2 separate regions of the Homo sapiens genome follow, and region 2 is linked to region 1. A link is a loop called in an ENCODE intact Hi-C map of the cell type or tissue named here. Cell type or tissue: adrenal gland. All regions are shown on one strand. Region 1 overlaps LOC105372047 (a long non-coding RNA gene). Region 2 has its middle 16 kb from the start of MIR302F.

Region 1 (4,000 bases):
TAATGCTAAGGACCTCAGTTACTGCCCTCTGAAAACAATCTTTTAATTTTACCTAACATGCTTCCCGTGGCATAATCCTAGTCAATGACTTAGAATGCCCAGGATGCTAAGACAGACTCCTTATCAGGGGACGTGGAACTTCTCTGACAACCAGTTTTGGCTCCAAGACTCTATCTTCACTGAACTTCTTTAGCTGGGATTCGTACGCCTAATCTTCCCTACCTCACTTCTTTATTAAGGATTGGATTGCTCTGCGCTCTGATGGAGTGAGGGCTGTATTTCTGGTGTAGTGCACTAATACTAGAGACTCACTGCCATCATCCTGACACATTTGTAGTGTGAAGGTTCTATCCTGGGAGAGGCAAGTTGAGAAGGCTAGAGGCTACAGAACCCGTCTCAGCAGTCACTCCTATGACAAGGGTGTCACTCGGAGAGAAGCATGCTATTATCTCTGCCCCCGCTGCAGACTCTTGATTCAGATTTCTTCGTGTGTGCAAATGGAAAGAGATATAATAAAACAAAGATCTCTGAAGCCCTTCTCAAAGAAATTCACTTCATTATACAGTGTGGAGTAAGTTCAAGATTAAGGCAACTGTCAATAACAATAGAGAATTTGGTGGAAAGAAATGAGAGGAGACTGGTAGTTTTATTGTGATATACCAAACCACGGGCAGCTAGTTTACCTAAGTGAATCAGGAAAGAGACAGCTCAAGAGCGCCCTCCTGGTGTCAAAGCAAACCGGAAACTCAAATCTCAAATGCTATCTATACAAAGGAGCCCACATTTAATTAGAGCAGGCTGTGGAGTAAATTGTGCCTGAGGGCACACTTGAAAAAAAAATTAAATGGGCCAGCAATTAATGGAGCTTAATTGTATGTGTTGTCAAGGAAAGAGGTAGAGTCCTATTCGTCAGAGTCTTCACACTGAGGAGAAATAGACTTAACTAAAATAATCTAGCCTTTCACGAAACATATAAACATGCACATAACAATAACAAGCTTAGGGTGGAGGAAGTACCTGGAATTACTACACTATATTATCTAAAATTTCTAGTTTTCAACAAAAATTTGTAAGAAATGCAAAGAAACAGAAAAATATGACCTATACATAAGGAAAAAAAATAAAAGGTAAAGGAAGCTGCTTATGAGAGTGACTAAATACTAAATATGCTCAAAATACTAAAATAAAATATTCTAAAAGACAAAACTATGATGACAATGTCACATCAGGAAAGCATTAAACAATAGGAGTTATTGAAAAGAATCAAATTGAATTTCTGAAGTTTAAATGTATAACAAGTGAAATAAAAAATACACTAGAGGAGCTGAATTGAAAGAGGACATATTAGTAAATTGAACATTTATAGAGATCATGCAATCAAAAGAATAGAAAATAAAAACGATGAAGAAAAATGAACAGTGCCTAAGAGAAATGTGGGACAAGTTTAAGTGCATAAAGAAATGCATAACTGGAGTACAGAAAGATGGGAAAGAGATAAAGAAGCAAAAAGATTTTTGAAAAAACAATGGCTGAAAACTTCTCATATATAATAAAAAACATTAATCTACACATCCAAGAGTCTTATCACACTCCACGCTGGATAACATAAATAGATGTACACAAAGACATACCATAGTGAAAATGTGTAAAACCAAAGACAAATCTTGAGAGCCTTAAGATAAAAGTGACTCATTACTTAAAACACCAATAAGATTAACAGTGACAATTCACAAGAAACAGTGTAAAAGTTATAGAAGAACAAATAAAAATGAGACATAAATAATACCCATGTAATATGGCAGGTGCTGACTCCACTATGTTAATAATAATAATAAATATGAATAGATTAAGTAGTCCATTAAAAACGTATGCATTTTTAGACTGGATATAAAAACAAAACCCAGTTATATATTTTTCTACAGGAGACATATTTTAGATTCAAATATATAAATAGATTAAAATTAAAAGGATAGAAAAAAGTTGTCACAGAGAAAATATAAGACTGAAGTGGTTATACTCATATCAGACAAAATAGACTTTAGAACAAAGAATGTTACTGGAAGTAAAGAGGGACATTTTATAATAATAAAAGTGTCAGCCCATCAGGAAAATATGACAAGCTTAAACATATGCATCCAACAAGTAAGGACCAAATCCATGAAGCAAAACTTGGAGAAGTAAGAGGAAAACTGTATAATTCAATAATGATAGTTAGAAGACTGAAGACCTCATATATTTGTGGAATGATTAGACAGAAGAACAAGGAGGGAAAAAAGATTTGGACAGTACTATAGACCAATTTAGACCCAACAGGTATCTATAGAACAGTCTACCTAACAACAGCAGACTAGACATCTTCTCAAGATTACATGAAACATTCTCCTAGATAGACTATATACTATACTACAGTCTCAGAAAGTTTAAAATACGTAAACATCACATAGTCTGTTCTCTAACTAACATGTAATGAAATCAGAAAGCAATAACAGAAATAATTTTGGAACACTTAAAAATATGTAGAAATGTTAAAAAATCCTAAATGAAAAATAGATCAAAGGAAATAATATGCAAGTAGTTAGAAAAAAATGAGATAAAAGGGAATAAATGCACAATATAGTAAAACTTATAACAATAGAGCAATGCTTAGAGGAAAATTTAGGTCTATAAATAACTATATTAAAAATATACATTTCAAATTAATATCTTTTCACCTTAAGACAGTGAGAAAAGAGATCAAATGAATTCCAACATAATACAGAAAGAAAAAACTTAAAATATGGCAAAAATTAGTAAAATAGAAAAATATTAGAGATATAAATGAAACCAAAAATAGATTCTTTGTAAAGATCAACAAAATCGACAAAGCTTTAGCTAGACTGAGCAAAAAAATACAAAAAGAAGGATTCAAATTACTAAAATTAGAAATGAAAGATAGGACATCACTACCAGCCCTACAGAAAAGGTTTAAAAAAGATTATAAAGTAATGCTATGACAATTATGTGCCAATACATTAGTCAACTTAGCCAAAATGAACAAACTCCTGTAAAGACAAAAACTACTAAAACTGACTAAAGAAGAAATGGAAAATCCAGTAAGGAGATTGAATTAGTAGAAAACAAACAAAAACTCCTCAGGCATTCATGATCTCACTGGTGGATTCTACCAACATTTAACAAAAATTAATAGCAATTCTTCATATGGTCTTCCACAAAATAGAAGATAGTGCTTCTCAACTCATTCTATTAGGCTAGTTTTACTCTAATATCCCCTAAGATTAGGAATAAGAAAAGAATATTTTCACCACATCTATTCTATACTTAGGTTCTAGCCAGAACAATTAGGCAAGCAAATGAAATACAAGCTATCAGGACTGGAAATTAAAAAGTAAAAATATCTGTATTTACAGACTACATGAATTTATGTATGGAAAATCTTAATCCACTAAAAAATCAAAGCTATTAAGTTCAGGCTGGGTATGGTGGCTCATGCCTGTAATCCCAACACTTTTGGAGGCCAAGGTGGGTAGATCATATGATCAGGAGTTTGAGACCACCCTGGCCAACATGGTGAAACCCCGTCTCAACTAAAAATACAAAAAAATAGCCGGGTGTGGTGGCACATGCCTGTAATCCCAGCTACTTGGGAGGCTGAGACAGGATAATTGCTTGAACCCAGGAGGCAGAGGTTGCAGTAAGCCGAGATTGTGCCACTGCACTCCAGCCTGGGCGACAGAGCAAGACTCCATCTCAAAAAAAAAATTAAAAATAAAAAATAAAATAAACAAGTTCAGAATTAGTGAAGGATATGTTTAATTTATAGTAATCAATTATTTTCCTATGCGTTTTCAATGAAGAATCTAAAAATGAAATAAGAAAAACTTTTTCCACTTACAATTGCACCAAAAATAATAAACACTTAGGAATAAAATTCACAAGACAGGTACAAAACTTATACTCTGAAAACAACAATATATTGTTGAAAGCAATTAAAAAGGATATA
Region 2 (4,000 bases), 60 kb after region 1:
CCTGGGGCCTTGACTTTAACAAGCACTTATGTGGCAGAACAAGTCAATGAGCTTAAACACACACACACACACAACAACAACAACAAACAAACAAGCCCTTCTATGGTGAGAGGTGGGCAAAATGAATTGTTGCTGAATAATAGTCCAAATTTTACCATGTCCAGTAAAATTACATTCCTTTAGATTTTAATTCTAACAGTGGCAATTTAGCTTCAAGACATCAAATTATAGCCTCCAAAATGTAAACTATATTCAAGTAGGAAGCTTCTGGCTACAAGTAATAGAATCTTTCATTCATATTGATTTAACAATAAAGAAATATTTAGGAAATGCAGAGGTACCACTGATGTTAAAGCTGGTTATTGAGCACCCAGGAGAGTGCTCCACATCCCTGATTCTTTTCAATTACTTGTCTGTTATTTACTGTGCTCTCTTCATCCCCAGATTTGTAGCCATATGAGTACCTTTATTTCAGAATTCACAAGACTTGACAATAAAGAGGAAGAGGAAAGAACCACAACTTTTTACATTGGTCTCTATTAGCAGCTATAAAACTTTCTCCGTGAAAATCCAGTACATTTTCATTGATACCTTTTAGGCTGAGAATGGGTTACGTATCCATTTCTAAGTCATTCACTTGGGAATGAGCTTATCTTTAAATCAATTGGTTCCATCTATGGAGCTGGCAGAGCTGGCAGTAAAGTTAATTTCCTCAGATGCACCCAATTTTGCTGGGGGTGGTTGGGTGGGGAGCAGATGAGTGGGACACTAACTAGATCCATAGCAGAATTTTGTAAGAAAGAAAGGAAAATAGGTATGGAGCATCAGCCAACAGTATGCCCCAGACTTCTAAAATGTTCAGTGTTCATTTTTCTTCTAGTCTTATCTAAAGCCAGGATTGTATTTTTAAAACATGATTTAAATAGCCAACTAATTATTAACCTTCCTTAGAACTCCCGTCAAATCCCAAAGAAGAGTAGTATTCACGTACATTCTAAAAGCCTTTTTTAGAACATTCTTCATCAATCTTTCTTACTGAAAATATTAACAACATGGTTGACCCAAGAAATCTCACTCCATGCCAAACTCACTAAAATGCTCTCCTAGATCACCCTTCCCCATCATCTTTTTCCTCCTTACATGTCCTCTCATCATATATATATATATATAATATGTATATAAAACCTATAGATAATTATCGGACTGACATCAATTTTTCCGTCTCTAATAATCCAGATTTTACTCAATAAACAAAACTTAAAACCTGATCCAGGATCTTTTTATGTAATCCTGGCTGGAGTGTAGCAGCATGATCGTAGCTCATTGCAGCCTCAAAGTCCTGGAATCAATGGATCCTCCCTTCTTGGCCTACCAAGTAGCTGGTACTACAGGCAGTCACCACCATGCCGGGCTAATATTTCTTTATTATTTTTTAAAAAAACAGAGTCTCACTATGCTGCCCAAGCTGCTTTCAAATGCGTGGCCTCAACCTATCCTCCCACCTTGGCCTTGCAAAGTGCTGGGATTACAGATGTGAGCCACTGTGCGTGGCCAGTAGGTGTTAAATTTCTATGTAATTCTGGAAGAGTGGCTGTGGCCAAGAAATAACAACTGTTAAAGGATTTTAAAGTATGGTTTTTGTCTAAAGTTTTTATTATATTTTCATGATTACCGAAAGAATGGGTTTTCTGAAAAAATAGAAAAATAAGTTTTTTATACCCATAATCTAACTGCCCAAAGAAAATCATAATAGAAAAATGTGTATATATACATCATAGACATACATACATGCATTTGTGTATATATATAAAACTATATATATCTGCAGTTTTTACAATTATAAATAAAGAAATAGCTACAAGTGTAATTTATACACACATTTTCAAAATATGCATTATAAATTAACATAATAGTATATACAATATATTGTCAACTGCTTTTGTCATTAAGCAATTATAAATATTTTTCAATGCTATTAAATTTTTCTAAAACTTTATTTAGGCTGGTAATTTATTATTACAATGACAATTTAGACATCCATTATACTTTATAAAACCTACAGCTTGGCCGGGCGCGGAGGCTCACGCCTGTAATCCCAGCACTTTGGGAGGCCGAGGCGGGTGGATCATGAGGTCGGGAGATCCAGACCATCCTGGCTAACACGGTGAAACCCTGTCTCTACTAAAAATGCAAAACATTAGCCGGGCGTGGTGGCGGGCGCCTGTAGTCCCAGCTACTCGGGAGGCTGAGGTAGGAGAATAGCGTGAACGCGGGAGGCAGAGCTTGTAGTGAGCCGAGATCGCGCCACTGCACTCCAGCCTGGGTGACAGAGCGAGACTCCGTCTCAAAAAAAAAAAAAAAAAAAAAAAAAAACCAAACAAAAAAAACCTAAAGCTTAACCTATAACCTACAGCCTACCCTATAAAACCTATAACCAAATCCTGCTATTGGATGCACGCACAAACGTACTAGAGTGAAATAATTACTTGAATATGAATAAAGCATTATTTGTTTAAGAGAATTTCTTAAATGTTAATTGCTGGAAGGACATTTTAAAAATTCACACAATGTGTCACAAATGACCCTCAAAGACTATCAAGTCTTTTACCATTTTGGGGTAGCAGTGTGCAACTGTCACTACCCTTTGACAAGGATATATGTGGTCATCTTTTAAAAAACCATATATTCTGGCCAAAGAGAAATAAATTATATTGATGAAGTTTTCATTTTTTCTACTATTTTTTCTAAAGTGTTTTTATTCCATAAATTGCCTGTTTGTGTTATTTGTGTACATAAATTTTTGATTGCCTGTTACAGGTTATATATATATATATAAAACTGACATACTGTCATCCATTTATAATATTTCTACTTCAATTTTGTCATTGGTGTTTCTAAAATGTTTAAGTTGTCATACTTACTAATCTCTTTCTTTATAGTTAGTTCCTTTGAAATATCTCTCATTAAAAGAGATCTCTCAAAGCCAACACAGACGGTGACTACTGGTATCATCTTCTAATTCTTTTATTATTTATTCTTAAAATATTATTTAACTCATCTAGAAGTTAGTAGTGTATGTGTACATGTGTATTTAAATAGCTATAAGGACTTGATTTTGATTCAAATGTTTGACTCATTTTCCTAGCACCATCTTTCTCATTGATTAAAGGGTCTGAATATCTGGCTTTCTTTTGATAGGTCTGCCTATTCTTTTGTAAGTAAGTATCAATTCATTTCTTTGAAACTTTACATTTTATAGTAACACCTGATAATGCAGTAACTCCTAATTTTCTTATTGTTCAAAATGTACTTACATTTCAACTGTTTTTTGGCCAAGATTTAAATTATATTTGATGTGAATTAAATGTATCAAATATTTGGGGGAAGTTAGTCACAATATACATTCATAAAACTATTCTTTTAAATGTCTTACTGACTCACTTCTGAATTAAGCAAAAACCAATTTTTTTGAAAAAAGAAAGAACAAAAAAGAAAACAATACCCATGAAGGGGAAAATAACCTTTACTTCTCATACTATGCATTTTCCCTAGATCATTTTATCCAACTTCATGCTTATGATTGCAATTTATATGCTAAGCTTCTGAAATGAATATTTCAAATTCAGACTCCTCATGTTAGCTTATTAAATAAACACTTACTATGTTCGATCTCCAAATATCGTACAAAGTGCTTTATATACTTGATGTGGGTTATCTCATTGAGGTTAGAGACCAACTCCTTAAGGGTTTTACAGCCAGTATTCATATTTTACAGATGAGGAAACTACAGACAAAAGTGATTAAAGAATCTGCCCTAGGTCACACACTGCAAAGGGAGTTAAGAATTAAACTCGGCCGGATGCGGTGGCTCAGCCTGTAATCCCAGCACTTTGGGAGGCTGAGGTGGGTGGATCACATAAGGTCAGGAGTTCCAGTCTAGCCTGACCAATATGGTGAAACCCTGTCTCTACTAAAAATATGAAAATTAGCCGGGTGTGGT

The links. A loop is a pair of places that touch in the nucleus more often than their neighbours do. Peaks named below come from ENCODE experiments on the same cell type or tissue, not always from the same donor. Only the 100,000 strongest peaks of a DNase experiment are listed, where the experiment ranks them.
Region 2: a loop joins it to region 1, with 5 times the contacts of the local background. A loop is called at or near these places in 3 of 110 quality-filtered maps.

The regions. Positions count from the first base shown.
Region 1 is chr18:30,373,443-30,377,442 of GRCh38, reverse strand. The region is part of intron 1 of LOC105372047 (a long non-coding RNA gene); the gene reads left to right. Among named protein-coding and RNA genes, the nearest start is that of MIR302F, 77 kb to the right of the region's middle. In adrenal gland, no CTCF peak of the experiment used is centred here; no DNase peak of the experiment used is centred here.
Region 2 is chr18:30,313,036-30,317,035 of GRCh38, reverse strand. No RefSeq gene overlaps it. Among named protein-coding and RNA genes, the nearest start is that of MIR302F, 16 kb to the right of the region's middle. In adrenal gland, no CTCF peak of the experiment used is centred here; no DNase peak of the experiment used is centred here.